2 separate regions of the Homo sapiens genome follow, and region 1 is linked to region 2. The links are chromatin loops, found by intact Hi-C in ENCODE. Cell type or tissue: Caco-2. All regions are shown on one strand. Links, peaks and the distances in the headings refer to the core of each region. The heading gives the core; the rest is flanking DNA. Region 1 overlaps CNN3-DT (CNN3 divergent transcript). Region 2 overlaps ALG14 (ALG14 UDP-N-acetylglucosaminyltransferase subunit).

Region 1 (15,881 bases), core at 4,881-12,880, 63 kb before region 2:
GTGGTGGTGTGCACCTGTAATCCCAGCTACTCAGGAGACTGAGGCAGGGAGAATTGCTTGAAACCAGGAGTCAGGGGTTGCAGTGAGCTAAGATTGCGCCACTGTGCCTGGGTGACAGAGCAAGACTCTGTCTCAAAAAAAAAAAAATCTTTATAAAATGAAAGATTTGCTTTTTTTTTTTTTTTCTAGACGGAGGCTCGCTCTGTTGCCCATGCTGGAGTGCAGTGGCACGATCTCGGCTCACTGCAAGCTCTGCCTCTCAGGTTCATGCCATTCTCCTGCCTCAGCCTCCCAAGTAGCTGGGACTACAGGTGCCCGCCACCACACCCGACTTATTTTTTGTATTTTTAGTAGAGACGGGGTTTTACCATGTTAGCCAGGATGGTCTCGATCTTCTGACCTCATGATCCGCCCACCTCGGCCTCCCAAAGTGCAGGGATTACAGGCGTGAGCCACCAAGCCCAGCCTGAAAGATTTGCTTTTTTAATGGGAAATCTGCATTCTATCAAAGGGATAAAAAATAATGCTCGACTAGTTCATTTGATACAAAGGCCAGCACAACACTACCCAAATACATGCTTTTGTTGATCATCTTTGACAGAAAATAAAGCACGGGGTTTTGAGAGGTTTGCCTAACAAGGGCTTTTAAGCTGCATTCTGTGGTATCATAATAAAAACTGCAGGGTTCATGTTAAACCAAATAATTTTACATGTCAGCCTGGCATGTAGAAGGTATTCAGTTAGTTCTTGCTGAATAAGTATATTTCAAACTGTTGCTGAAAGAATAGTCTAGAAACATCTATATGTGATACATTCACATTTGACTCTCAAACCATACAGAATTCGTTAGTGAATACCAAAATTAGCTTCACAGACACTGGGAAGGAAATCAAGACTATTGGGGAGGGAACGGGGTAGAAAGGGAGGTGTGTGGAGTAGGAGTGGGACCCAGGGAGCTTTTAGTGTACAATGACCGAAAAATTGTAAATTACCGCATTGCTGCCTTCTGCTTTATACCAAGTTTGTCCAACCCGCAGCCTGCGGGCTGCATGCAGCCTAGGATGGCTTTGAATGTGGCCCCACACATATTTGTAAAGTTTCATAAAACATTATGAGATTTATGCTTGGGCCTTTTTTTTTTTCTCATCTTATGTCATTAGTGTTAGTGTATTTTATGTGTGGCCCGAGACAATTCTTCTTCCAATGTGGCCAAAGGAAGCCAAAAAGATTGGACACCCCTGCTCTATACATTACAGTGTATAATTTTATTTTATTTTATTTTATTTATTTATTTTTTTGAGATGAGTTTCACTCTTGTTGCCCAGGCTGGAGTGCAATGGTGCAATCTCAGCTCACTGCAACATCCGCCTCCTGGGGTCAAGCGATTCTCCTGCCTCAGCCTCCCGAGTAGCTGGGATTACAGGCATGTGCCACCATGCCCAACTAATTTTGTATTTTTAGTAGAGACAGGGTTTCTCCATGTTGGTCAGGCTGGTCTCGAACTCTCAACCTTAGGTGATCCGCCCGCCTTGGCCTCCCAAAGTGTTGGGATTACAAGTGTGAGCCACCGTGCCTGGCCTACAGTGTATAATTTTTACAGCACTAAAGACTCTTAACATTTTTATAATTTTAAAGAAGGGTCACTGAAGACACAATGCTGCTTGGAGCGTTTTTATCCCTTATTCATTTAAGAACACTTTTTCAAATTGTATGTTTCTGAGTCATTTTTTTAAAATGATATGTTTGTTTACCTACATTAAATTAGATGATGCTGTGATACCACTCTTTCCCAAATAAATGTGTTTCCTTTAGAGATAACTAGTTCAGCCCATCCCCGGGTTCAATGAGTCACTAAGAGGACTCATAGGACTCAGCCTACTATCATGTAACACTAATGGCTATGATTTATTTCAGCAAAAAGATAACAAGCAGAATCAGCAAAGAGAAAAGGCATCTGGGGTGAAGTCTGGGGAAAACCAGGCACAAGCTTCTAAGGCTCCTCTGTCAGTAAAATCACAAAGGATAAATTAACCCCCCAGCAGCAAGTTCTGTATGTGAAAACAGGTGTGAAATGTTGCCAACCAAGGGAGCTCATTAGAGACTCGGTGCCCCACGTTTTTACTGGAGCCTGGTCATGTAGGCAGCCCCAACCTGGCACATATGGAAATACTGGCTTCCCAGAAGAAAGCAGGTGTTCAGCACAAACCACATTGTTTGCACAAACAGTCTGGCACAATGAACCACTCTTATCAGTTAATGGTGGGAACCCTTGCAAAATCTCAGTTCTCTCCCACATACCAGCCAAGGGCCAACCTTGCAAGCCTGCCTTTTCACAGGCAGTAGTTCGGGCCTGTTATGTTAATTATTTTCTGCACAATATCATCAACAGAGTGTCAATAATCATGATAGTGACATTTACAAGTTTGATGGGGTTCTTTTTGCCCCCAAAGCTGATGTCTAGTCCCTTTCTTTATCATGAAATTAACATTTATGGAGCCCTTATCACATGCCAGGCACATGGTTTAAATCTTTTAATATTTACAGTAAATGGGTCCTGTTTTTGTCACAGTTGTACAGATGAGAACATTTAGATCATATCATTTAGAACATATCATTAGACTTGCCCAAAGTCTCACAACTAATATTTGTAGTGCTGGGATTGGACCAGGAGGGCCTAACTCTGGAATAGGCACTGGGGAAGTTCTCAACAGTTTCACCACACACCTTCCCTTTCTTTTCTTTCGTTTCTTTTTTCTTTTTTTAATATGGTCATCAAAAATAATTACACATTCACACACACACACACACACACACACACACGCACACACCTATATCTCCCCATACTGTATGGACAGAACACAAATACAACCAGGTATATAACCTGGTGCAGACTGGCCTTCCAATATGTGTTGAGATGAATGAATAATGAAGCACAACATCTGAATGTCTAGCATTTAAGTACCGCATCCTTAAAATATCAACATCATGTCAACTCCTGAAACTCAGTAGAAGGACCCTAATGAAAGAAAACCTAGACAAGCCTCACCAATAAGTGCTTTAGTTACCTGTCCATTTGGACCTGTTTTTTGTTTTGTTTTGTTTTGTTTTGTTTTTTATCTTTTGAAGTTGAGAAGATTGAATGTCACATTTGAAATAATGCACATATTCATCACCAACAAGTTTTTTGAGTCCTTAAAATGTGCAGTGCACAGAATTACTGCCCTTTTTTCAGAGATGTGTCATCAGCAGCTCTGCTGGAACTACCCTAGAAAATTTGGCCACGGTTCTTGCTCTTGCTGTGTCTGGTCAAACCAGCAGGTTTGATCTGGGACTATAACTTCAATATGTGCCACCTGTGTTTCCATCAGAATGGAAGGGATTATAGCCCTCATCAAGTTGGACTAAGTGGTCTTCCCTGAATGGATTATCCAAGACAGCGCTCAATGAAAGAAACCACTGCTAGCTCTCTGCACATAAAATAAAATTTTTTTAAACTTCAAAAAAATTAAAATAAAAGCCAAGAGCCATAAACAATTGAAAGCATCTGATGCCTGCCTGGTGTTCCCGGTTCCTGCTGGAGCTCAGCTTCAGCCCAGGTGAGACCAGACGCTGTTGTCATACAACAGGCTTAGCCAAACATGTGGATTTGATTTGTCAGAAAGTTAAATTGGGGACTCTAGTGCCTTTTGAAAGACGTAATCTGCTCCAGAGACCTTGCAAAGGGCATGGCTGACCTTGCATCTGTTGTGAAACTGGTAATACCCTCAAGGCAGGGAGGAAAGCAAGTTTTGACAGAGCAGAATTGAGAAGCATGAAGCTGCCAGGAAAGCAGAGGCAGCATAAAGTAAGATGATAATGATAACTGATTTCTTCTTTGCAATTGATTCTTTCAGGATGCTATCCCAAGGTAATAATAAGACCTAATGTATACGATGCTTTACTGGTTTTTTTCAAAGGGCTGTCACATGTATGATCTCACATCCTCTTCACAGCAGCCTGGAAAGGAGGCCAGATCTGCATTATTACGCCCATTTTGCAGATGTGACATAGGCATAAGGATAATGTGACTTTTCCAATATCTTGGAACTAGTGACTTGTCTTTTAATCTTGGTCAGTGCTGCTCAGTCTTCAATGTCCAGACAAACCACTTCAGGATCAGCAGGTTCAGTAGGCCTGGGGTGGGCTCAAGAGTCTTCATTTCTAACAAGCTCCCAGCTCATACAATAAGAAATCAGAATGCAGAATGCATTACTTTTAAATTGGTTATTTGTTCTTATTCTGAAATAAAGCCTTCATTCACAAAAAGCATAAAATTGCACAGATGCTTAAAAATATTATTATAGTCCATATACCGTATGACCTACTACCTGGGTAAGAATTTGAACATGACCTGAAGGCTTCTCCCTCATGGCACCTCACCCCCATTAGCCCTCTCTCTCCTCCCAGGAGAAAACACTGTCTTGGCTTTTGTAATAATTATTTTCTAGCTTTTCTCTAGGAAATGGATGTTTTGAAGAGTTTTTTTGTTGTCGTTTCCCTGGTCCCTGATACTTTGAAATCACCAGTATTTCACACATGATAAAGGTACACAGGCCAAAGAAGTAGATCTTATCTTTTGAAATCTTTAGTAGGAAAATCCCCTAGAGGAGTCCAACTGGGGCTTGCTCTGCAAAAGTGTTCATAAAGAGACGGTATCACCTGCACAAAATACTAACTTTAGGACTGGGGTGTCGTGGGAAAAAAATGGACCCTGGCTCCTTGCTACTATATCAAGTCAATATTTAACAAATCAGTTAGAGACATTCAGAGTCTAATTCTGATGGCGGGACAGATAAGAAATGTCAGTATCCAGAGGAGATAATGAAACAGATGAGGAGGACTTTGCTAAATGTTCCATCTGCCTTAGGTAGTCTCGCTTACAGTGTTTCCTATTCCTTTCATTTGACGAAATCATCAAGCCTAATTTTCAAGAAAACAAAATTTCCTAAAACAACTGCCTGTAAATATTATCTTTCCTTTGTTCAGCCCCCAGGCTGATTAAAAGTTGGACTGGCAGCACATTCAAAGGGGCAAGAACATAAGAGCTGCCAGTGGTTGTATTTAGTACCAGGTGTCTAGGAAGTCTTGATGTAACAAACAGAAGGATGGAAATTTCTCAGATAGCTTCTGACTAGGCCTGGGAACTTAACAGAGAAGAAGGCCAAAAAAGGCTCCTGCTTCTCTAGAAACTGACCCTCCCTCAGGCAGTCTCTACTATGTGTGTATCAGTTAACTATTGCTGTGTAACAAATCATCCCAAAATGTAGTAGTTTAAAACAACCACCACCATTTCTCATGATTCCTTGGTTTGGCTGGGAGATTATGGTGCTGGTCTTCCCTGGACATACTTTGGCTGAGGGCCAGCTGGGCTAGAAGGACTAACATGGTTTCATGCACAGAGCTGACAGTTGGTGCTGGCTGTTGTCTTGGATACCTCAGATTTCCTCTTTTTTTTTTTTTTTTTTTTTTTTTTTTTGAGATGGAATCTCGCTGTATCGCCCAGAATGAAGTGCAGTGGTGCAATCTCGGCTCACTGCAAGCTCCGCCTCCTGGGTTCACACCATTCTCCTGCCTCAGCCTCCCAAGTAGCTGGGACTACAGGCGCCTGCCACCAAGCCCGACTAATCTTTTGTATTTTTAATAGAGACAGGGTTTCACCATGTTAGCCAGGATGGTCTTGATCTCCTGACCTTGAGATCTGTGCACCTTGACCTCCCAAAGTGCTGGGATTATAGGCGTGAGCCACCACGCCTGGCCGGATTTCCTCATTCTTAAATGTTAGACCCAGGGATGCTAAATATTCAAGATTTTAATGAGCCTCGGTTATTAAACCACTGGTAGCTTGAAATCAGCCATGGTGGGAATACTTTTACCACAAAAACATAAGCAAATGCTGTAAATCAAGTCTCTTTCTGTGGAATGCTGGTTTACCGGAACACTACTGCCTACATCTGTGTGTGCCTTGTAGAGCCCTTGCACCACGTGGCTGCTCAGTATGTCTGTTAAATTGAATCCTCAGTTAAGAGACAGAGAGTTGTAAACAATGCTGCAGTCTTAGTGTCAAAAAATATCCAAAAACTTATAAAATTAGGGAACTAGATCCAAGATAGCTGAGTTTCTTTTGGGGATATGCAGTGATCACCACACACACACACACACACACACACACACACACACACACACACACTGTCTCTCTCTCTCTCCCCCACTCTCTCTCTTTCTTTCTCCCTACATATTGTAAACAGCATCAGCAGCTCTGTTCATTTAAACTGTTAACAGTTTTTGGATGGGGAGTTTCTGACTCTGGCATAAGTGTGTAATTATACACTTATATCCTGAAATATAAATGTAATCATCTAGTTTCCCACAGGACAGGAGTCCATAAAGCTACACTGATGTGTCTGAGAGAGATATGAAGGTGAAGAAGAGATAGGACAGTCAAGAGGCATGCCTCGCCGTGTATCTTTATTTCTGTCCTCACTGTGTTGTCTGTGTTCTGGCATATTTTGACTTGCGCCTTTCTATGGCTGCCTCTGCACATATCTCCGTCTCTTCTGCTGTTGACTAGAGTGGGTAGTTTGTCTAGTTTTCTCTGAATTTGTTTGGGTCCCCCTCAGATCTCTATCCTGGTGAAAGAGGAGTATGCATAGCAAGTTTGGTTAGTTGCCTTTTCTGCATAGATTGCTATGTTTCTTGGCTAAGCATTCCCCCGGGCCTTGGAAAGCACTGACCCCTGCATTTCCAGGACTTGTTTGCATCCGGAAAATGACTAATTAGGTCCTTGGGACTTCCTTACATTCCTATCCCAGGTATCTTCTTTGCTTCTTCCACTGCCTTTTTTTTTTCTTTTTCCTTTTTTGACTGGCCAGAGAAAAGTAAAGAACAAAAGTAAAGCTCATAAACATAGACTATCCACTTTTACTTGTGTTGCAAAACAGTCTCCTGTGCTGCTGGCTTTCCTTCCTTTGCCCAGTCTTAAATGTTAGCGCTCCCCAAGGTTTTGTCTTTTGACCTTTGACTTCTGCCTCCTCTCACTTACTGGGTGGTCCTGGGTGATTTAATCCACTCCCTATTACTGAAACTGATGGCCCAAGCCAGACAGCCCCAGAGCCATGTATTCACTTACCTACTGGACATCTCTAATGGAATATCCCATATGTTCTCAATGCTTACATTCTGATCGACGCTTATTGCCTATTTCCTTAAACCTCAGCTTACAGGAGACATTCTAGACATCTTCTCCCTCATCTTCAGACCCATCCTATTGAGTCTACCTGTTTCAGTTATCCATTGCTGTATAAAAAACTACCCTAGGCCAGGCGCGGTGGCTCACACCTGTAATCCCAACACTTTGGGAGGCCAAGGTGGGTGGATCATTTGAGGTCAGGAGTTCAAAACCAGCCTGGCCAACATGGTGAAACCACATCTCTACTAAAAATATGAAAAGTAGCTGGGCGGTAGTGGCACACACCTGTAATCCCAACTACTCAGGAGGCTGAGGCAGGAAATTCGCTTGAGCCTGGGAGGCGAAGGTTGTAGTGAGCCAAGATCATGCCACTGCACGCTAGTCTGGGCAACAGAGTGAGACCCTGTCTCAAATAAATAAATAAATAAATACAAATACAAATAAAAAACTACCCTAAAACTTAGTGGCTTAGAACGATTTATTATTTCTCATGATGCCATGGGTTGCCTGGGTATTCCTCTGTTGGTTTCCCCTGGGCTCCTTCATGTGTCTGCGTAAGTTAGTGACAGCTGGGCTGGAAGGCTTAAGAGGGCCTCCCTCACACGTCTGACAGTTGACGTTGGGGAATGGTTGCTGGCTAGAGAGCCTCAGTTCTTCTCCATGTGGCCTCTCATCTTCCACTAGGCCAGACTGCCTTCCTTGCATTGGAGTCTCAGGGCAGCTTTCCAAATGAACAAAGGCAGAAGCTGCCAGGCCTGTTAGGCCTAAGCTTCAGGACGCTTAGGTCATGTCTGCTGCATTGTATTTGTCAAAACAAGTCACAAGTCCAGCCCAGATCCAAGAGGGTGGAAAAACGAACTCCACTCCTCCAAGGGAGAAGCAGCAAGGTCACACTGCAAAGGAGCATACAAACTGGGATGGGAGGAATTTATGAGCATAAAACAAACTAGCACACTAACATATGAAGGCCTGTGGAATTTGTTCTCTGTCAAGGTCTGTCCCAATCTGACCTGTGTTTTAGGATGATAACTCTGGTGATTTGTGGATATGAGTTAAAAAGGTCAGAGATTAGAAATAGGAAGCCCAGCAGGGAGTACATTTCAGTAGGCTAGGCAAGAAGGAAGAGGGCATTGTTCATAGGCTAGGGATGGGGAGTGCATATGGAGAAATGGACATGAGATATTTCTGAAGTAGAATTAGAGAGAGGCCAGTGTTTACTATATGCTCTGTACCAGCATAGGTGATATAGGGAGATGTGAGTAAGATATTAGTAAGAGCCAGCCAACAAATAGATACTCAAATATTTGGTTAATGAGGAACTTAAAATCTTTTTTGGAAAAAAGGAAAACCTAACAACAACAAAAAAAGATTCTAGTGAACTACACGTTTACTTCATCTGATTACAGAACCTCTCTTTCTCGTTTTTTTATTTTTTTGAGAAGCAGTCTTGCTTTGCTGCCCAGGCTGGAGTGCAGTGGCACGATCTCAGCTCACTGCAACCTCTGCCTCCTGGGTTCAAGTGATTCTTGTGCCTCAGCCTCCTGAGTAGCTGGGACTACAGGCATGCACAACCGTGCTTGGCTAATTTTTGTATTTTTAGTAGAGACAGGGTTTCAACATGTTGGCCAGGCTGGTCTCGAACTCCTGACCTCAAGTGATCTGCCCACCTTGGCCTCCCAAAGTGCTGGGATTATAGGAGTGAGCCACAGCACCCGGCCACTTTCCCTCTTCTGAACACACATTATACTTACCATCTGTCCTGTTCTCTGCACATGTAATAACATACTGCCTTCTACTGTTTTGTTTTGTTTTTTTGAGACAGAGTCTCTCTCTGTTGCTCAGGCTGGAGTGCAGTGGCGCAACCCTTGGCTCACTGTAGCCTCAACCTCCTGGCTCAGGCCATCCTCTTTTCTCAGCCACCTGAGTAGCTTGGGTTCCAGATGTGCTCCACCACACCTGGCTAATGTTTTGTAGAGACAGGGTCTCGCTTTGTTGCCCAGTCTTGTCTTGAACCCCTGAGCTCAAGCAATCCTCCCACCTTGGCCTCCTAAATTGCTGTGAGTAGAGACATGAGCCACTGTGCTGGCCTTCTATTATTATTTAACCTTTTTATTTTTGTTAACCTTATTTTTCTTGCTAGATTTTAGATCTGTGAAAGGTCTAATGATGTGAGGCCACTCAGGAAATGCACAGAATAAGCTCTGTGCCGTATTAGAAGGAAACAAATTGGATGGGGACTCTTGTCAGAGAAAACACCAAAGAGATTAGAGTTGCAGTGGAATAATTCTTAAAAACACACGTAAGACAGCAAGTGTTCACCAAGAAGACTGGTGGCTACCAAATGCTTGCTCCCTTTTCCGTAGCAGAAAGTTGTTGTTGGGAAGTGGCTCTGCAGTCAAGGGCCATCTTCCCCAGCCCCACCATTCCTCTCCATGGAGTCATGTGATTCATTCTCAGCAAAGGAAAGTGAGTGGGAATAGTGGAGGCCACATCTGGGCCACCATGGTTAAAACGCAGATTTGTCTTCTCTATTCTCACTTTCCTTTCTGCCAGCTGGACATAGAGGATGCAGAGGGCCTGGAGGATAATGGATCATGGGTGAAAGAAGTTTGGGTGTCTGAATTACTGCATGGTGGAAAAACTCCCCCCAACAGGGAACTCTGGCTTTGGGCTGCTCTTTGAGAGAGACATAAATTCATTGTGTTCAGCCACTGAAATGTGGGAGGATTATTTGTTACAGCAGTGTATTAGTCAGGGTTCTCCAGACAGATAGGACCAATTGGTTATGTATACGTATAGAAAGAGATTCGTTGAGATTTATTGTAAGGGATTGGCTCATACAATTATGAAGGCTGGCAAGTTCAAAATCTGCAAGGTAATTAGCCAGGCATAGTGGCATGTGCCTGTAGTCCCAGCTACTTGAGAGGCTGCGGCAGGAGGATCACTTGATCCCAGGAGGTCAAGGCAGCTGTGATCATGCCACTGGACTTCAGCCTGGATGACAGAGTGAGATTCTGTCTCAACAATCAAACAAACAAACAAAAATTTGCAAGGTAGGCCAGCAGGCTGAAGACCCAGGGAGGGCTGATATACAGTTCAAGTCCAAAGACCATGTGCTAGTAGAATTTCCTCTTGCTAGGGGAGGTGAGACCTTTGTTCTATTCACCCCTTCCACTGATTAGATGAGACCCACCCACACCATGGCAGGCAATCTACTTTACTCAAAGTTGACAGATTTAAATTCTAATCTAATTCAAAAGCACCATCACAAAAACATCCAGAATAATGTTTCACCACTATCTGGGCACCGTGGCCCAGCCAATTAACCACCCCAAGCAGCTAACACTTCCTTTATTTGCACCAAGATGTGTTGCGACTAGTAGCCAACTCATGCAGAAATGTCATATTTCTCACTCCTCTGTCTTCACTTAGAGGCTGTTCCTACCCTGGTAAAGAAAGGCACATTATTTTCAAGGTATAGTGAATACCTCAAACTTTCCACCACGATATAATGACTTGTTTGCAAAAGCCCTGGAGAACAGAGCATAATCATGACATTGCAATCCATTATGTCTGCATAGGAAAGGATATGGTCACCTGGGTTTTATTAAACAATTTCTGTCTCTGCCTAGAATCAGAATCAGGCACAGCGAAGATTACCACCAAGGAGCCTGCCCCACGTTTCCATTTTCAACAGAAATAAATGATGGGTTATTCTTGTAGTTGAGTGCCCTTTAGAGTGAGGTCGCCTGACTTCTGTTGTGTTCACTGTTGTGCCTCTCATGTCTTGATTCTTATGATGAAGTTTATAAGCAGGGTAGAACAACAGGACTGAAAAGAGGATAGATATAAACCAGTACCTTAGGGAACAACTAGTAAAATTAGCTTCCTTACCTTTGGCAGCAAAAATGGGCACTCAAAAGCTAAGCATCTCCCCTGCCCCTTGCCATGTTTTATAAGAAGTGGAGGGGAATTAGTATTATTTCTTGGCTCTAACAATAAAACTAAAAAGTTTACTACAACCAGCATTCTGATCAATGCCCTGTAATAATCTAGGTAACTTACTACCCTCTTTATGAAGCCTACCCTTACCACTCTAGAACTCTTTATTTCTTTTCTTTTCTTTTCTTTTTTGAGATGGAGTCTTGCTCTGTCACCCAGGCTAGAGTGCAATGGCACAATTTCAGCTCACTGCAACCTCCGCCTCCCAGGTTCAAGTGATTCTCCTGCCTCAGCCTCCTGAGTAGCTGGGATTACAGGCACCTGCTACCACGCCCGGCTAATTTTTGTATTTTTAGTACAGACAGGGTTTCACCATGTTGGTCAGGCTGGTCTCGAACTCCTGACCTCAGGTGATCCAGCCTCCTCAGTCCCCAAAGTGTTGGGATTACAGGCTTGAGCTACCATGCCCGGCCAGGACTCTATTTCACAGGCATTTATTCACAAATATCAGTTGAGCATCTACTATATAGTGCTATATAGCATTACATCAAGAATTGTAAAGAACTCGAAAAAGCACAAGTTGTGCTCTCATACATCTCAATAAACTCAAGATATAATATCCACGTACACTAACTTTGTGTGTGTGAGAGTGTGATGCTTAAAGGATAATGCTATTCTGCTTTTATTTATTTTTTTAATTTTTTGAGTCACTGTGTTGCCCAAGTTGGAGTGCAGTGGTGCAGTCACCACTCACTGCAGCCTGGACCTCCTGGGCTAGGTGATCCTCCTGCTTCTGCCTCCTGAGTAGCTGGGACCACAGGCACACACCACCACATCCAGCTAATTTTTTAAATTATTTGTATCCATGGTGTCTCTCTATGTTGTTCAGGCTGGTCTCAAACTCCTGGGCTCAAGCAATCCTCCCACCTCAGTGCTGGGATTACAGGTGTGAGCCACTGCACCTGCCCAAGTCCAGGAGGAACTTTAACCCTCTGTGTTCCTCTTGGACTTTCCTTGTCTAGGATATCTGAACACTGTCTATGGCCGGTAGAATGGGCTGGTTTTATAGATCCTCTACCTTGAAGGCCAATCTGCCTCTCTGATCTCTTTTTAAAAATCCCTTTTTCCTCTGAATTGTAATGGAATTACATAATCACTACTGAGGGGATCTGGGACAGGGACAAGAGGGGATAGGGAGATCTTCTCATTTGTGGGGGAGAGTGGGAGTGTCCGGCAGCCCAGGGGCCTGTGGGTCTGGTCTACTTCCTGAGAGTCCCTCCCTGATTCTAGAAGGAGGACAGGGCAGACATGGCATGAGGAGGAAGCCTGTTGACTTGTTGACTTGCAAAGAATCTTAGCAAGGTGCCAGAGTGAATGCACCCGGACACGGGGAAGCCCACCATGTGGACATAGCTTGGTTGCTGCATGTGTAACTAGAAAAAATACAGTTGTCTGTTGCCGGCTTCCTGCTTCTCCCTTTTTTCCCCATCACTTGTTCTTGAAGCTAGTGGGAGTTGGATTCTTCCTGTTTGACCGTGTTGGAGTGATATCCTAGCCTTCAGCTCTGTGGCCTGCAAGCCCCTCAGGCCTCTCTCATACCTTAAAGAGGAGAGATGGGGTCAGGAAGAGACTTCCTACTCTCACTATATAGTGCAGCTCTTGATTTATTTATCACATTGAAATGTTTGTTTGTTTGTTTGTTTATTTATTTCAGACAGAGTCTCACTCTGTCACCCAGGCTGAAGTGCAGTGGCGCCGTCTTGGCTCACTGCAACCTCCGCCTCCCGGGCTCAAGCAATTCTCCTGCCTCAGCCTCCAGAGTAACTGGGATCACAGGCCTGTGCCACCACGCCTGGCTAATTTTTCTTTTTTTTTTTTTTTTTTTTTTTTTTTTTTTTTTTTTTAGGGGAGACAGGATTTCACCATCTTGGCCATATGGTCTCAAACTCCTGGGCTCAAGCCATCTGCCTTCCTTGGCTTCACAAAGTGCTGGTTCACAGGAGTGAGCCACCACGCCTGGCCTGGATTGAAAACTTTAGACTGAGGTTTAGGTACTTTTGTTGGGTTCAACCTTCAGTAATTCCTCTAGGCTAGGGTTCAATCCCAGTAACCAAGCTCACCAGTCCTTGCTCCCAAATATAACTGCTACTTTTCTCTTTTTTTTTTCAAGCTGAACCTCAAAAAGTTAGCCTGGCGAGGGGAGGATGATGAGATTTCCCCTGTTGTCACATAAACAAGGAAGTAAAGGGGGCCCCTTGTGCTCTCAGAACTCCAAGCATGAAACGATGTGAGTCTAAGCATTTAAATCACTTATCTGGGATGAAGCATAAAAAGCTTGATTTTTTTTTTTTTAAACCAATTAGGTTTTAGCCTCCATGATACATTTTGGGGCCTGTGGTTATCACTGCAATTACACTTCAATTCATGCATTGGATACTTTGAAAAGGTTTAATAAACAATAAGAATATCAGCTGCCATTTATATTTATGCTTCTAGCACTGTCCCAGGGGCTTTAATATGGTACCTATAACCCTTCCAATTATTCTCATTTTAGAGTAGAGATAACTAAGACACAGGGAGGTGAAAAAAATAAGCAAACAAAAAAACCTGCCCAAGGACACACGACAGGTCAGAGGTTAAAAAAAAAAAATTAGCTGGGCGTGGTGGCGCACGCCTGTGATCTCAGCTACTCTAGAGGCTAAGGCAGGGTTCACACTCCCGGCTCTTGGTTTACCGAAGTTCTCATTTATTCCACTATCTCATAAGAAAAATGAAGCAAATCAAGTCACACTTTAAATCGACTGAGGAGATTTTGCTGTAGAAAGGAATCTGGTAAATCCCTTCATCAAGTAAATAATCCTTTGTGTGTAAATCTGGACTTATATAAAGTATATGTTTTTTGGCATGGTTAAGGTGAGCTACCATGTTCCTTTCCGGAAAGTAAAGATGATTTAAGGAATATGAAGGAGGCCTTTGTTCATTCCTTTGATGGATATTTATTCAGTGCTCCTCTGTGGGAATGCTAAGATGAGAAAAGCAGACGGTCCCTGTCTTCAGGGAGCATATCATTTTTCACTACCCCTTGTTATTGGGTTGCTAAAAAAGAGAATGTCTATTTTATTTGTGGAAGTAAGTCAGTAGTTTAAAAAACTTTTATTTTCTTTTCTGCTTATCGCAGTAATACATCTCATTAAAAAGTGTAAAAAAACCAAACATTATAAGAATGTATAATACAAAAAGTTAGTTTTCAGTATTGCCAGCCCCAAAGAAACAACCACGGTTATAGATGAAAATTTTAACCCTTAAAACTCTTTCTCCAGAGGAGAAACAGAGAATACCATCTAGTAATTTCCCTATCCTGGCTCCTGCAGTACCTTCAGGACTTGGAGATTTTTTTTTTTTTTTTTTTTTTTTTTTTTTACTGGGCGGCTCCTGACCTTGGGGAAAACAGAAACACAGCTGAAAGTAAATATGGAACAAAACTCTGGCCATGGGGCCTGAGAAAGGCTTTTTTCCACTGCCTTTTAAATGTATTTTCATGAAAAGACACCAAAGACATTTAAAGTTAGGATTGTTCTAGAAAATCCAGGATAGATAGCCACCAGATGTCTATGGGGAATCAGGGCACACCACAGTAAACACTCAATAGATATTTGCTGGAGGGAGGAATGAAGACTGTACTTATATTTAGAAAATTAAAACAACCCTGAAGTACATGCTGGATTTTACAGGTTTTCGATTTATCTCCTCCTCTTTTTTTTTTTTTTTCCCCATGCAGAGCAAAGGGAAAAACAGCTAAGTGTTTCCTGGCTGAATTTTATTTTGCTTTCAGTTTCTGCCATTTCAGTTCCTGTTATCGTGCTTTGAGGTGCACTGAACTGCAGCAAACCCAGGGGATCCAAGGCTACGTTGAAAAGCCTTTGACCACAGTGCAGGGAGCAGAAGACATTAATGACGTGATGTCGACACAGCCCGCACTCAGGATCCTCCAGGAAAAGAACACAGAGATAACCCCGGATCGATGGTACTTTTTGAAAATGCTTTATTGCAAAAGAGTGGCTAGGGTTTTACAAGGGCTATGAAGAAACATATTAAGGTTAATAAAGCTTTTTATTGAGTGTTTACTGAGTGTTACTATGTGCTTTACATCTATTAACTCATTTCATCTTCAAAACAACCCTATAAAGATGTTACAACTATAATCCTAACCTTACAAATGAAACAACTGAGGCACAGTGAAGTGCAGTGGCCTGCCCAGGTAAAAAGCAAGACAGAATTTGAACCCAGGCAGCCTGACCCCAGGGTCCAGGTATTAAACCATTCTGCTATAGTGCCTCTAAGATAACAGAGAAACTTGATGAATTACTGGGTTACTGAATTTTAGTTTACATAGGTTGTTTTTTTCCCCTTAAGAGTAGAACAAAACATACCTGAAGTATGGAAAATAACATTTATTTTATTTTATTTATTTATTTGAGATGGAGTCTTGCTCTGTCACCAGGCTGGAGTGCAATGGTGCGATCTAGGCTCACTGAAACCTCCGCCTCCCAGGTTCAAGCAATTCTCCTGCCTCAGCCTCCCGAGTAGCTGTGATTACCGGCATGCGCCACCACGCCCAGCTAATTTTTGTATTTTTAGTAAAGACAGGGTTTCACCATGTTGGCCAAGCTGGTCTCGAACTCCTGACCTCAGGTGATCCACCTGCCTCGGCCTC
Region 2 (15,881 bases), core at 3,737-11,736:
ACTCATTCTTCACATCTGCTACTGAGAAACACAAATGCCAGATTTGGTAGTCATGAAAGCTGTGTATCTCAAACAGGCAGTTTAGTCATATACCCTATCACCATATGTGGGTTTCTCCTTGAGAACATCTGTGGTCCATGGTCAACGGGACCTGTTCCAGGAGCCCCTGCTTTGATAGAATTTCCTAGTATGTCATGTTAGAATCAGTGAATCAGAGACTCTTGGAGCTGGAAAGAAATTATAAGTTCAAAACTGATATCACAGGAAAAGTATAATCTGATGAGATACCAGTCAAGTCTTTCTTGTATTTGTCCTGTTGAAACAATGAAAAACAGGTCAGGCACGGTGGCTCGTGCCTGTAATCACAGCACTTTGGGAGGCCGATGAGGGCGAATCACCTGAGGTTGGGAGTTCAAGACCAGCCTAGCCAACAAGGTGAAACCCCTTCTCTACTAATAATACAAAAAAAGTTAGCTGGGTGTGGTGGCAGGCACCTATAATCCCAGCTACTCAGGAGGCCGAGGCAGGAGAATTGCTTGAACCTGTGAGGCAGAGGTTGCAGTGAGCCGAGATTGTGCCACAGTGACACTGTCTCAATTAAAAAAAAAAAAAAGAAACAATAAAAAAAAACCCAGAAGAATCTTTTCCTCTCATCACAAATGTTAGAGTTGCTATATATAATTAAATATAGAATTGTCTCATTTTTCTAGTGCAGGGTAACAAGCTGTATTTGAAATTAACCATAAGCTATTGTTTATTCACTTATCCTAGCCCTCCATCTCTTTTGATGGAAATAAGTTTCCTGCTCTTGTTTTGATTTATTTATTTTTTTTTTTTGAGACAAGAGTCTTGCTCCGTCGCCCAGGCTGGAGTGCAGTGGTGCAATCTCGGCTCACTGCAACCTCTGATTCTCCTGCCTCAGCCTCCTGAGTAGCTGGGACTACAGGTGCCAACCACCACGCCCAGCTAATTTTTTGTATTTTTAGTAGAGATGGGGTTTCACCATATTGGCCAGGCTGGTCTCAAACTCCTGACCTTGTGACCCACCCTCCTCAGCCTCCCAAAGTGTTGGGATTACAGGCGTGAGCCAACGTGCCTGGCCAGTTTCCTGTTCTTTTTAATAAAAATACAGCAACCAGGATCTGGATATCTACAATGTTTTGCCAACAACTAAAACAAACAACACCCCAAATCTGTACTGACTCTGCAGACAAAAGAGGTCAAACAATTACTTCAGAGTCTCAAAATTAATTTATAGGCCTAGTGAGAAAACTAGACTAGTCTAGTAGACTAGACTCCAGCTTGGATATTTTACTGTTCTCAGGTTCCAGTGAGATAAAATGCTTCAGCATATATTTTTAGTCATGGGTTATTTTTATTTTATTAGCATTGCCTTTAAATCACTTTTTTCTTAAAAAAAAAAAAAAACCCTTCCAGCATTTCCAAATTTATGATTCCCCACTTGAATTATGCAATTCCATTATGAAGCAATGGTCTATAGTTTACCCTTTATCCAACTTTTATCATTTTTTATTTAGAATCATTCCCAGAAATACAAATTAGCTGATTACTGAACAAGTTCTAATTACTCCCCAGAGACCATGGGAGCTTAGGGTTTCAGTACAGCATTGTTCACTGTTTGGCTGTGAAACAGACTTCCTCCTCTGGTGACTGATCTGTTATTGATTTAAGAACTGACCTAAAGGGCTATTTGTTCTGGGCGCTTTGAAGAGCGTTTGCTTCCCCTGACTTTCAGAACTATTCTGTTGGACATCCTGAAGCCTTAGGCCATAATCTTTACTATGTAGTTTGTGCAGCCTGGAATAATGGAATAGTGGCTAATTAACCTGTTCTCACCCCCAAAATAGGGCCTGTGATTTAAAACACCTCTAAAAAATCACACTGATGCTTCAGTCTGGAACCCTGAGGCAGGTCAATTCTGTTCCCAGTCCAGATCATCCTTCCTTCTTAGCCTCAGACTTGGGGCCATGGCTGGATTCTAGATTACAAACTCTTCTGAGCACAAATTGCCATCTCCATTTCCCATGGTGCCTAGCTCTAGTCTCAGCTCACAGCAGTTACTCAATACAAAATAAAAACAAATTTGTAAATAATTTTTTGAATTATCTACAAATAGTTAAAATTACATGTAAACTTATAATTACAATTATTTACAAATTGATTTATAAATAATTTTTATTTGTAAATAAAAAGCTTATAACAAAATTATGGCTAAATAACTTCAAAGAATAGCTTTGACAAGTAGGTTTTATGATCCCAGAGCAATGACATCAGAAAGTCTTGCACCATATTAATAGTTTCAGGCTATCTTAAGAAATAAAAAGTAATTCAATGAATAGCATTTTGTTTAAGAATTAAGTGAGCATGTTGATGGAATGGCAGCAGAAAAAGACTCGAGTTCCTAAGGCTTCATTATGATTCCTAACCCTTTGCAATCTGAAGAGAGCGCTATACAGTTTTAAACTTGCCACGGCACTCAGAATAGGGGAGGCCTAAGTCCCCCTTCTTTGATAACAAAGAGGGCAGAACACACCTGATAGTGGGTTGGGAGCAAGTCAGGGTAATAAAGGTGAGCCAAGAAGCAGTTCAAGGGGCTTGTGAATGCCATTCACCTCTCAGTGGGATCCAGGAGGGATCAGAGGGTGTTAGCTGAGGACGAGATATTTAACCGAGAGAGATGGAGATCTGCAGGGAGCTGGGACTGGGTGCTGCTAATTTCCATCTGGTAGAACTAGCGTGTTCCAGTTCCTTACTATTCAGTTATTAATCAAAGACCTCTCCAAGCACCTGACACACTGCTAAGCTCCACAGGGATAATAAAGCCAGAAAGCTTGGTTTTTGACTCTTAAAGTACTCACAATCTAATTTGGGGAGGGAGAAAATTCAGCAGAAGTTAAATGACTAGAGAACAATTAAATGCTAAGCTCTAAGTTCAAGAGGAGTTCACAGGAGGGCAAGATCTGGATGGAGTAAAGGTGCAAGACAAAAAGCCTCAGAAGAAGCCTCAAGAAAATGAGGAACCAAACTGGGGAACTAAGGTTGTTTGTAAATCAGGTGCATGTGGATAAGCCCTTCTTGAGAGGGGCGGGTTTGGACGGATGTCCTTGAATGGTGGTCCAGCAGGACAGAGCTGAAATTCATTAGTAAATCCTGACACACTGTTTTTGGAAGCGATGGAGTCTGTGATGAAAATATAAGAGGGCTGGAAAACAAAGAAGACAGAAGCAAATAATCCTTGGTTGTTTCCATGCCTGAAGAGGCTCACTGTGGCATGAAAATCAACATGAAAACAGTCAGAATACCATAGCATCCAAACTGGGCATTGTGTAGACATTCCGTGGTCTAAGTTTTAAAACATTTATTAACTCCTTATTAGCCTCTTGATTTCTGGAAGAGAATATTTAACTTAATGACAAAAGAGGAGAAAGATCCAGCAACCTACCATGGGGGCTTCTTATGCATGAATGTTCACACAAGACTATGAAGTAGATATCATGGTCCCTGTTCTACAGATGAGGAAAAGGAAGTTTATGGAGAATAAACAGCTCACCTAAATTTGTCCAAATGGTAGAGTGGCAGACCTAGATTTTAAACCCTGGTATGCATGTTGCCCAAGCCCATTTTCTCTATCCATGTAGACAGCACCTGATACCCTTCGAGAGAAGAGTCTATGATGTCTCATTTGTTGTGTGGTCAGAGAGCTGAACCTGGAGCTGGGAGTGACAAGAACTGTTTTTTTTTTATTCATGCTTTCCTATTAGTTCTAAGACTTTGGACAAGGCACTCCCTTCTTTTGGTTCTATTATCTAAACTTTAAAAATAGGGTATATAATTAAATTGTTGGTAAGGTATCATCTGTGTAAGTTTGTAATTCTAAGTGTACAAATGCCTTCTCCATCAGAGAATGACCATTGAATAATATGACTGCTCTAATAAAAAGAGGAAAGGGAATATGCAGACACATGCTGATTTTTATATTTAGAAACCCACCAAGATATAAATATAAATTTAGAAATCTGCCAAGATCTAAATCTGATAAATATGAACTGTTCTGCCACAACAGCAATGGCAGCTCCAGGACTTTAAAGAAGAAGGTTCAGTGACAGCAGGTTTATCTCACAACTGTTTGCAATAAGCCCACTGCCTTCATTTATATGGCATGCATTTAGTCCCCAAGAACATCTATTAGGCCTCCAAGCCACCCCTCAGCACTGCTACTGCCCACTCAAATCCTCAGAAAAAGGCTTGAAGGCTGCACACAAATACAATCCAGTCAGGGAACCTACAAAAATGAAACCACCAGAGGTAAGAGACCACAGAGAGGATAGCCTAGACAGGTAGTCACTATTTAGGGCTGCTTAACATCCATCCTGCAGTCACCAGCCCTTGCAATTTTGCAAAAGGGGTGTGTGTGTGTGTGTGTGTGTGTGTGTGTGTGTGTGTGTGTGTGTGTGTGTGTAGTGTGGTGTGAAATACCTTGACCAAATATGTGGTCCCAATACTGACCAACTATGTGAATCAGACAAGATGTGTGTGTCTGCTATCGCCCAAGGATCATCAGTTTGCTGCAGAACTGGCTGATAAAAAAGACAAGGCAGGAGGCCCTGATGAGTGCTGGTCTTAGAAATAAAAAGGGGATAATTGAAGCAGACAAAAGGCATTGAGAAAGACCTTGTCCAATTCACATCTGAATAAAGTCCATCAGTAATCCCTAAGTTCCTACACATCTAACTCCTGCAATGCTTAACTGTTTTTAACACCTATCTGCTTCCTACAGTCAACTGCAGGAAAAGCCTTAAAACAAAGAGTCACTGTGCTAGGAAAAAAAAATGGCAAAACTGGTGAAAATTAAAGTTCATTTCCCAGTAGACCTAAGGGAGACCTAGGAGAAGAATTCCTGCGGTATAATCTGATCGGGGCAGTTGGAAAGGAGTGCAGGTAAACAGGCCAACCTCTAGGGTCTTTGTGACAAAAACAGGTGGGAGAGAATGTCAAGGATAAGATGAAACAGGGGCTTCAACATGATCCCAATGGAGGGGAGAGGTGTAGATGAGAGGAAGAAAGAGAAAGAACAGTTAAAGCATGGAAAGAGACAGAAGAGAGAGGAGGGCCACGAGCATGTATCAGGGAGGGCCATAGAAGGGCAACCACCTTCTCGAAGGCCCCTTGGGATGTGTATGGGTGACAGGTGCTCCCTAAGGAAACCCTGGGGAACCCCAGAATGACTCTAATAGCCACATCGACATCATAATTCAAGCACATATATATATTTTTGAGATCTACAATATCTAAAATCCAATGAGGCACTGGAGCTCCAAGGATCATATGTCCTGGCAGGAGGTGAGCAGAAGTAAGTGGTTTTGAATGGCAGGGAATCACTTTCCCAGCAGAGGGAGTGGCTTGGTTAAAAGCAAGTGCATCTGCCAACTGTGATCCTTCTCTTGGAGCTTCTCATTACTCCTATTTGATAGGAAGGAGAAGCTAAGTCAGAGAAGCTAACTGATTAGCTTTGAGTCACCACACCTAACTACTGACAAAGATGAGAGTAAAGCCAAAACCTCCTGATTTGTAGGATGGTATTTTTTCTTGTGTATCACAACTGAGGTAAAATGGATGCAAACCAGAAAAAAAAGTAGATTGGAAATTATAGGAAATCAAATGGGAAGCAAATATTCAGGATGAATTCTCAATGAAACCTATAAAGAAAATATGAGGTGGCCAGGCGCGGTGGTTCAGGTCTGTAATCCCAGCACTTTGGGAGGCTGAGGAGGGCAGATCACTTGAGGTCAGGAGTTTCAGACCAGCCTGGCCAACATGGTGAAACCCCGCCTCTACTGAAAATAAAAAAATTAGCTGGGTGTGGTGGCACACTCCTGTAATCCCTGCTACTCGGGAGGTTGAGGCAGGAGAATAGCTTGAACCCAGGAGGCAGATGTTGCAGTAAGCCGAGCTCATGTCAATGCACTCCAGCCTGGGTGACAGAGCAAGATTCTGTCTCAATTAGTAGAAAAAAAGACAAAAGAAAAAAGAAAAAAGGGACGGAAGGAAGGAAGGAAGGGTAAATATGGGGAATTCTTTTATGACCTTAAGAATGAAAGTTTGCCTTATATAAGCTGCACCTGGTTTCCACAGAGAGCAGGAAATTCACCCCCTACCTTCTCCCAACCTCCAGCCCCTCCCAATTCTGTTCTTTAATAGAAGTGACCAGTGGGGAATTTTTCTCTCCCTGTGTGACTTCACAGAGATGAATCATGGCTCCTTGAAAAACTGCAACAGGCAAATTGGCTTAGGAATAATTAAACAGCAACAGACCAAGTTCCCTGAATCCAGGCACTGCCTCCACTAACAAGGTTTATCTACAAAATACTGTACTGTGTAAGTAAATCTTGTGAAAAATAACATCTGGAACTTTAAGATGTAGACACAACTGATTTAAGCATGTGACACCTGTCTTTAGAGAAAAGTGATTAGCCCACAAAAGCAAACCTGTTTTCACAAACTGTCAGCCATAAACATATTTTAAAAATTGCTTGTGTCAAAGATTTGTATAAGTGGCTTAAATGTGAATTCAGGAAGACCAAGAATGCAAAATGGTATTTTGCTAACAAATGGAATTTGCTGCCCTTTGCAATTCTACAGCTGATTCCACTGCAGGATTTCACTTTTTATGGCAGAATATGGAAGTTTTGACATTGCAAACACGTGAAACTTATAAATCTGGTATTCACATTTCTTAAAAGAATTATCAGTCACAATATGTTCTTTCTGTAATTTGAAGGTCTTATCAGCAGGGACCTTCTTGCTATTTTTAAGCATGTATAATACCAGTTCAAGCTCTCTAACCTGTTTCTGATTGGATCTTTTACATTCCTCACCCAATAATGCTAACACAGCTTTTGCAGTAAGCCATAATAGTATTTGAAATTTGTAAGGTGTTTACTCATTCCACTTATCCTCATTCTTGATTGTAAGGTCCTTTTGAAGAACATTTTAATAATTATTTGCCCATGTATCTTAGGGAAAATCAGTTAACCCTTTTGACTATGTGGAAAAGGCACCACTGAAGTTGAGAAGCCGCTTGGCTTATATCTGCTGTAAAATGCTGTCCTGGTATGAGTGGAATTTCAAATTGCATGCTAACAGGTAAAGAAGCGATAACCTGGCCGGGCACAGTGGCTCACGCTTGTAATCCCAGGACTTTGGGAGGCCAAGGTGGGTGGATCACCTGATGTCGGGAGTTTGAGACCAGCCTGACCAACATGGAGAAACCCTGTCTCTACTAAAAATACAAAATTAGCCGGGCATAGTGGTGCATGCCTGTAATCCCAGCAATAAGCTTTCTACAGCTGATTTAACTTCATGTATGTTTTACACTAGAAAAAGAAATCCATGATACATGGCCGGGTGTGGTGGCTCATGCCTATAATCCTAGCATTTTTTGAGACCGAGGCGGGTGGATCACCTGAGGTCAGGAGTTCAAGACCAGCCTGGCCAACATGGTAAAACCCCATCTCTACTAAAAATACAAAAGTTAGCTGGGTGTGGTGTCATGCGTCTATAATCCCGCTACTCAGGAGGCTGAGGCAGGAGAATCGCTTGAACTCGGGAGGCGGAGGTTGCAGTGAGCCGAGATCATATCACTGCACTCCAGCCTGGGCAACAGAGTGAGACTGAGTCTCAAAAAAAAAAGATAAAAAATTATACAAGGAGAAAAATAAGTCATCAAATTGCAAAGTATCAAAGAGTAAGCGCTAACTGAAAAAGATACATCTACTCAATGACTTCTGGGCAGGGTAAACAAGGAATTAGAAAGACCATGAAGGAGAGGGCCTTTGATCTCCAGAGGCTGTTAGAAAACACTATCTGTGTTTTAATCTTTTTTTTTTCTCCCCCAAATGAAGTAAAAAATGCTAAGTGGTGGCCAGGCGCAGTGGCTCACTCCTGTAATCCCAGCACTTTGGGAGGCCGAGGCGGGCAGATCGCCTGAGGTCAGGAGTTTGAGACCAGCCTGACCAACATGGAGAAACCCTGTCTCTACTAAAGATACAAAATTAGCCAAGCATGGTTGTGCACGCCTGTAATCCCAGCTACTTGGGAGGCTGAGGCAGGAGAATTGCTTGAACCCAGGATCCAGAGGTCACGGTGAGCCAAGATCACACCATTGCACTCCAGCCTGGGCAACAAGAGCAAAACTCCGTCTCAAAAAAAAAAAACAAAACAAAAAACCCCACAAAACTCTAAGTGGTTCTACAACACCAAGAAATTAAAGTAAAGCAACTATTGATGAAAATGTTTTGGAACTCGATGCTGTAAAGGTGTGTGGTGGTTGCACAGCATAGTGAATGTACTAAAATGCCACTGAATTGTACACTGTAAAATGGCTAATTTTATGTTATGTGAATTTCACTTCAATTAAAGAAATAAAGCAAGTGTACTCTGGTTAAGGTGAATGAGAAACTTTCGCCATTTTCTTATGGTGCTTTGATAAAGAGAATATTTAACACTTTAGAAACATGTTATCAAAAAAATCCTTAGACGAATTCAGCGATTAATTCAGAGGGAGCAAAAGTTAACCAAGGAGCAGTTATGCAATGTTTTTTTCCTATTCTACTTTTTCCAGCCCACCTAAAGGCTGTAAATGGTCATCATCAGGTTTTAATAGCTTCTCTGACTTCTCCTTTCCTAATCTCTCTCCTACCCAGATTTACTCTTTCAAAATTTATTGAACTCCTACATGCCCCACGCTCTAGAATAGGTGCTAGCACTGCCAAGATGAGTAATACACCTCACCGTTCCTCAAGGAGTTCACAGTCTGTATTCAAATTTTTAAAACTTCCCATGACGCTTCCCTACTGACTCTAGTTACACAAACTCTAAAACTTTAATGATCCCACTTAACTTGGAGAGCAGCACCCTTCTGAGGCTCTCCATTACATATTCAATTATCGGTGCTGTCTGTGCCCCCTTCTTTTATTTTTTCCTCAGGTCAAAGAGCGATTTTAAAGATTCTAAACAGAAACATCACTTTCTTGATTTTCAAGTGCTATACAAATAGAGCTCCTGCTTCACATGATCCTTTAAAATAAGCACTGAAAGTCTGTGAAGCTGGGACTGGTTCTAGGAATTATTCATGCATCTAAGGTCATTTCAAAGGCTTCCCTTCTCTTCACCCCACCCTCTGTTCTCACCTCGTCACCAGCATCTCCCATTACCCTCATCTATAAGGCCAGGTCTCTGGAGCTCACTGCCTGTGACCACATCAGTCCCTTCTTCAAAAACAGTTTTGTTTACCTCATGTTTTCCTTTTTCTTATCCTCTCACAACTGAATTCCTTTTCATTCAACTTTCATTTTTGTTTTAACTGTGACCTCACAGCTATCCTTGGGAAAACACATTGGCTTTCACCTTGAAAGGAAGAGTCCCCACCAGCCTCAGATCCAAAATGAGCCTGTGATGGGCTGGAACAGTGACAACTCAAGAGTGATGCAGGCAAAGCAAAACAAGAGAGCAAAAATCACAGGCAAAGCCACGCTGGCTTCTGCAGACAGGAAAAATGTAATGTTTGCCAAGTGGAAAAAGCATCGACTTAGAAAGAAAAATCATTTTCAAGCTGCTGAGAGTCCCCCAAAATGGAGACGAATCAAAACAACTCAAAGCAATCTAACTGCTAATATGCAGCCTAATTTTGACACAGATGTTGTTCGGAACTCACTCAATGTGAAACAGAAGCTATAACATTTAAACTAAATACCTCATTTATGGATGGAAGCAGCTACAGGTTGTCACTCAGCCAATGTGTCAGTGGCACAGCTGGTAATTTCACCATGCAACTGGGAAAAGCAGTTTGTCAGTCACAAGAAACCAGATATTTGGGGGGATTTTCACATCAAACCACTTCTCGCAGTGGACTCTGACCATCATCAGACTTGCTAAATGCACGTACAGTGCAGGGCCAGTCCTTCTGTATCTTTAAGGAGGCTGCCAAATTTACAGCGCATATATGGAGAGGAAACACACAGTGGGAAGGGGTAACACTGGCATTATTTTAACACATTATAGAGGACTGGGCAACAGAGGAGCAGGAACTGAGGAAACCTAAACAAATGGCTCCCAATTATGATTTCATTAATCTTGGAAAACATGAAGCAGTAAGACAAGTGTGGTCTAATTGTTTCTCATCTGACTTGGCTTGGAAAACCTTACTCTCACTTAATTCCATTGACAGATAAACATCTTGGGACAGCTGACCTTTTCTTTGTCTAGCCAAGTTTCCTTTGAACATGTTATAAAGTTTTTTGATCACCACCAAATATAATACCAGATGAAAGTCATTATACAAAGAGAATCAAATTAACAACAGTTAAGGAGAAAAAGTTCCTGTAAGGGTTCTGGCATGTCAACAATTAACAAGAGTTAATTGCCTCTTCTTAATATTTCAAACACATGTTAATTAGTAGGCCAATAAAAATTTTATATACTATACAAACAGTGATAATCTTGGTGCCACCTAGTTTGTGGCTCACCACAGAAAACACCTAATCAAAAAAAAAATCACAGTATCCTACTTATAGATAATAACCCACCATCCATGTCATCAACTTTTTTTTTTGAGACGGAGTCTTACTCTATCCCCCAGGCTGGGGTGCAATGATCTCAGCTCACTGTAAACTCTGCCTCCTGGGATCAAGCAATTCTCCTGCCTCAGCCTCCTGAGTAGCTGGGATTACAGGCACCCACCATCATGCTTGGCTAATTTTTGTATTTTTAGTAGAGACAGGGTTTCACCATGTTGGCCAGCCTGGTCTCGAACTCCTGACTTCAAGTGATCCGCCCGCTTTGGCCTCCCAAAGTGCTGGAATTACAGGCATGAGCCTCCGCACCCAGCCATCAACTTTCTACTGCTATGAACTTAGACATTTCACAGCTCAAACTGGGTATGAAACATGGAAAAAAATGACTAAATAAAATAATGGACTTCTTTCATACAAAGCGTGAGTGAGTGTAGATGTAATAAGTACATCTAAATTTGTCATGGTGAATTAAACCAGCTTCAGGCAAAGAGGCAGAGTATTAGGTTGAAATGGTCCATTTCCTTTCAATTTGTTAATATGGAGAATCTGAAATTTATTTTTTACTTGATTAAAAATTAAATTAGGTTTCATTTTTGTATGCAGAGCTCTTTCCTTGAGTATTTCATTTGGTAATGGCCAGGGTGGAATGAAGCCAGTAATCAAACACTGCAGACTTTGGAAACCCTCCTGGTTTTTCAGACTCTTAATAAAGCCTGAGAAGAGCACCAGTGTAGGGAGTGGGTGTCTTTGTTTTTGTGATGACTCACTTAATCCAGTATTCATTCATTTATTTTTAAGTCATTCCTCAAATATGTGGAAGCTTTTCTAGAAAGGACCATGGAAAACGCAAAAATACTTGGCCTTTACCCTCAAGAACTTTATAGATCTTTTTCCCCCAACATAAGCAGTCCTCTTACTTTAATAATCAGCAATCTCACAAATTAACTTTTCTATTCTTCTCCTTGAAACAAATTCCTCTTTAGGAGTATATTTTCAAGAGAATATGAGATCAGCCTACTCATTCGATCCGGCTAATTTTTTTGTATTTTTAGTAGAGATGGGATTTCACTGTGTTAGCCAGGATGGTCTCGATCTCCTGACCTCGTGATCCGCCCACCTCAGCCTCCCAAAGTGCTGGGATTATAGGCATGAGCGACCGCGCCCGGCCTTTTAAATAGGGTCTCTATTTTCAACTGAATTAATCTGTATTTCAAGTCTACCTGTTGTTTCTTTACTCCATTTTCCCTGAAGCCAAAGTATAAGCTTCCTGAAGAGCTGTTTTATTCATCCCTTTTAGTACCTGCTGCATTAAAGATATTTTTTAAAATACTGGATAACTTTTCAATTGAGCAAGTTAGCTAATATTAGCAGAATCTAATACATGTCTAAAGAAAATTGGAGTTACATAACATCTTGGTTACTTAGGTCTCTCTGGCATGGGCAATTTCGTGGATGTTCTTAAAGTGAACATGAAGACTTGAACAACTTGGTTTGCATGACTTTTGTGGGATTTTTCTGGGTCAAGTGAATAGCGAGCCATTTTCACAGATCACCTCAGTCCACTCAGGGGTAGAGCTGTGTTTACTTTTATACCTCGAGTGCACAGTATAAATCCTATCACAGAATAGGGTCCTAGTCAAGTTTCATCATGAGATTTTAGGAATTCAGTCACATCTTCAGGCTCTACTTCTAATTCTAGCTCTGTTGCTACTTCCATCACCTCTGCAATTACTTCTTCCACTTGAGTCTTGAACCTCTCAAAGTCATGCAGGAGGGCTGGAATATACTTCTCCCAAACTCCTGTTTATGGACATCTTCCCATAAATCAAGAATGTTCTTAATGGCATCTAGAATGGTGAATCTTTTCCAGAAGGTTTTCAATTGACTTTGTCCAGATCCATCAGAGGAATCACTATCTATGGCAGCTACAGCCTTACAAATGTTTTCTTAAATAATAAAACTTGCAAGTCAAAATTATGCCTTGATTTATGGGCTGCAGAATAGATGCTGTGTTAGCAGGCATAAAGATATTAATCTCCTTGTATATCTCCATCAGAGCTCTTGGGTAATTAGGTGCATTGTCAATGAGCAGTATATTTTGTATTTTTTTAAATAAAAACATCCAGCCCAATATATCAAGAGCAGTAATATTTTGAAAGGAAGCTTTGTCTCTTGAGTAGTAGGTCTCAACAGTGGGTTTAAAATATTCAGCAAACCATCCTGTAAACAGATGTGCTGTCATCTAGGCTTTGTTGTTCCACTTACAGAGCACAGGCAGAATAGATTTAGCATAATTCTTAAGGGCCTGAGGATTTTCAGAATGGTAAATGAGCACTGGCTTCAACTTAAAGTCAACAGCTACACAGAATCAGCCTGTCCCTTGAAGCTTTGAAGCCAGCTATTGACTTCTCTTTAGCCACGAGAGTCCTGAATGACATCGTCGAATATAAGGCAGTTTTGTTTATATGGAAAACATGTTGATTAGTGTAGCCACCTTAATCAATTATCTTAACTAGATTTTCTGGATAAATTGCTGCAGCTTCTACATCAGTACCTGCTGCTTCACCTTGCACTTTTATGCTATGCAGATGGCTTCTCTCCTTAAGTCTCAACCAACCTTTGCTACCTTCAAACTTTTCTTCTGCAGCTTCCTGACCTCTCTCAGTCTTTACAGAATTAAAGAGAATTAGGACCTTGTCCTGAATTAGGTTTGGCTTAAGGGAATGTGACTGGTTTGATAGTCTATCCAGACCACTCAAACTTTCTCCATATCAGCAATGAGGCTATGTCATGTACTTATCGTGAAACCAGTGTGTTCACAGGAGTAGCACTTTTTTTTTTTGAGATGGAGTCTCGCTCTGTCGCCCAGGCTGGAGTGCAGTGGTGCGATCTCGGCTCACTGCAAGCTCTGCCTCCGGGGTTCACACCATTCTCCTGCCTCAGCCTTCCGAGTAGCTGGGACTACAGGCGCCCACCACCACGGCCGGCAAATCTTTTGTATTTTTAGTAGAGACAGGGTTTCATTGTGTTAGCCAGGATGGCCTTGATCTCCTAACCTTGTGATCCGCCTGCCTCGGCCTCCCAAAGGGCTGGGATTACAGGTGTGAGCCACCGCACCCAGCCTGGAGTAGCACTTTTAATTTCCTTCAAGAACTTTTCCTTTGCATTCACAACTTGACTAACTGCCTATTGCAAATGCCTTCCTCACTAAGCTTAATCATTTCTAGCTTGTGATTTAAAATGTGAAACATAAGAAATACTACCTTTCACTTGAACACTGAGAGGCCACTGCAGGGTTATTAATTGGCCTAATTTCAATATTGTTGTGTCTCATAGACAGGGAAGCCCAAGGAATGTGTGTGTGTGTGTGTGTGTGTGTGTGTGTGTGTGTGTGTATGTGTGTGTGAGACAGAGAGAGGACAGCAGGCTGTTGGAGCAGTCAGAACACATACATTTATTAAGTTCACTGTCTTATGTAAGCACGATTCACACTGTCCCCAAACAATTACAACAATAACATCAAAGATTACTGGTCACAGGCCAGGCGCAGTGGCTCATGCCTGTAATCCCAGCACTTTGGGAGGCCGAGGCGGGCAGATTACTTGAGGTCAGGAGTTCAAGACCAGCCTGGAAAACATGGTGAAACCCCATCTCTCTTAAAAATACAAATATTAGCAAGGCTTGGTGGCATGCACTTGTAGTCCCAGCTACTCAGGAGGCTGAGGCAGGAGAAAGAGTGCTTTGTGATAAAAGTCACAAAAATCCAAGGATGATATCTTAGTCTATTTCAGGTGCTATAATGAGATACGATAAACTGGGTGGCTTATAAAGAACTGATATTTATTTCTTACAGTTCTGGAGCCTGGGAAGTCCAAGATCAAGGCACCAGCCAGTTCAGGGTCTTGCATACTACCTGGCACACTAATAAATGGTAGCTGTTTAAGAAAACAGTATGTCCTGTTACTAACGAAAGATCTACAGGGAGTTACTTTCTCTCTCCTTAGTGATGGTCTTACTTACCAAATCTGGCTTCACCCTGTGAATTAGGGGAAAGGAGAGCCACATGGAGTGCAAGGTGGTGAAAACGGTGGAGGGCCAGGACTGCTGAACCTCCCGGCTTCTTGGAATTCGGTGAATGTAGTATTTGGTATACTAGAAGGAAACAGATGGAATCCAAATCAACTGAGTCACTGATATCAAAGTTAAACATAGTAACAATTAACAGCTGTAGAAACAGAAATGCTTTCTTTAATTTAAATTTTCATTCTAACCACTTTTAAATTAGAGTTGTAATGCCTATCTCATGCTTTATATAACACATCAGATGGGATCACATATGACAAAAAAGTTCCTATGATTCAAAAAATGTTAAAGCCAGTTTGAACAATAAGTTGGGGGAAGTTTCTATAAACTATGTTTCAGGCAAAGAATTTAACCTGCTGATATACAAAGAATTCTTACCAGTCAATATGTAAGACAAGTAACCTAGTATCAAGATGGGCAAAGACAGACAGATAACTCCAAATGGAAGAAATACAAATAATGATAAACATGTAAAAAGATGGCTAACAAGCACAACAGAAAACAAGTCATTTTCGCCTACCTGATTGGCAACGACAGTGGATAACCAGTGTTGTTGAGAGTATGGGGAAATAGACATTTACATTCACTGGGTAAATACATGGGTACAACTTTTTGGGAGGGCAATCTGGAAATATCTATCAGAACTTTAAATGTGTCTTCCTTTGATCCAGCATTTCTGCTTCTGGAAATATATCCCACAGATTACCCCACTGTATCATTGTTTGTATTTGTGGAAACTGAAATTAGACCAAATATTCTCCAGTAGGGAATGGAGAAGTGCATACAGTAAAATATATGGAGATATATTAACAAATGACATAGAACTATATGAACTCGTATGGAAGATATCCCAAGACACGTTAAGTGAATCATGCAAGTTGGAAGACAGCATGTTTAATATAATCCAGCATCAATTAACAAAATACTCACATGCATACATACACACATCAGTATTTGTTAGTTTGGTTTTTTTTTGAGACAAGGTCTCACTCTGTTGCTCAGGCTGGAGTGCATGGTGCAATCACAGCTCACTGCAGCCTTGACCTCCCTGGGCTCAGGTGATCCTCCCACCTTAGACTCCCAAGTAGCTGGAACCACAGGCACATGCCACCATACCCAGATCTTCCCACCTCAGCCTCCAGTAGCTGGGACCACAGGTGTGGGCCACCATGTCCACCTAATTTTTTTGTATAGACAGGTTCTCGC

What was found. Hi-C counts contacts between places; a loop is a spot of excess contacts. Peaks named below come from ENCODE experiments on the same cell type or tissue, not always from the same donor. Only the 100,000 strongest peaks of a DNase experiment are listed, where the experiment ranks them.
Region 1: a loop joins it to region 2, with 5 times the contacts of the local background. A loop is called at or near these places in 5 of 110 quality-filtered maps.

The regions. Positions count from the first base shown.
Region 1 is chr1:94,947,980-94,963,860 of GRCh38, forward strand. CNN3-DT (CNN3 divergent transcript) reads left to right here. Exons shown (of 3, transcript NR_168377.1): 3 at 15,000-15,291. Among named protein-coding and RNA genes, the nearest start is that of CNN3, 29 kb to the left of the region's middle. In Caco-2, for the core only: no CTCF peak of the experiment used is centred there; a DNase peak (open chromatin) is centred at 8,082.
Region 2 is chr1:95,012,517-95,028,397 of GRCh38, forward strand. It overlaps ALG14 (ALG14 UDP-N-acetylglucosaminyltransferase subunit), which reads right to left. Exons shown (of 4, transcript NM_144988.4): 3 at 14,613-14,744. Among named protein-coding and RNA genes, the nearest start is that of ALG14-AS1, 41 kb to the right of the region's middle. In Caco-2, for the core only: no CTCF peak of the experiment used is centred there; a DNase peak (open chromatin) is centred at 7,175.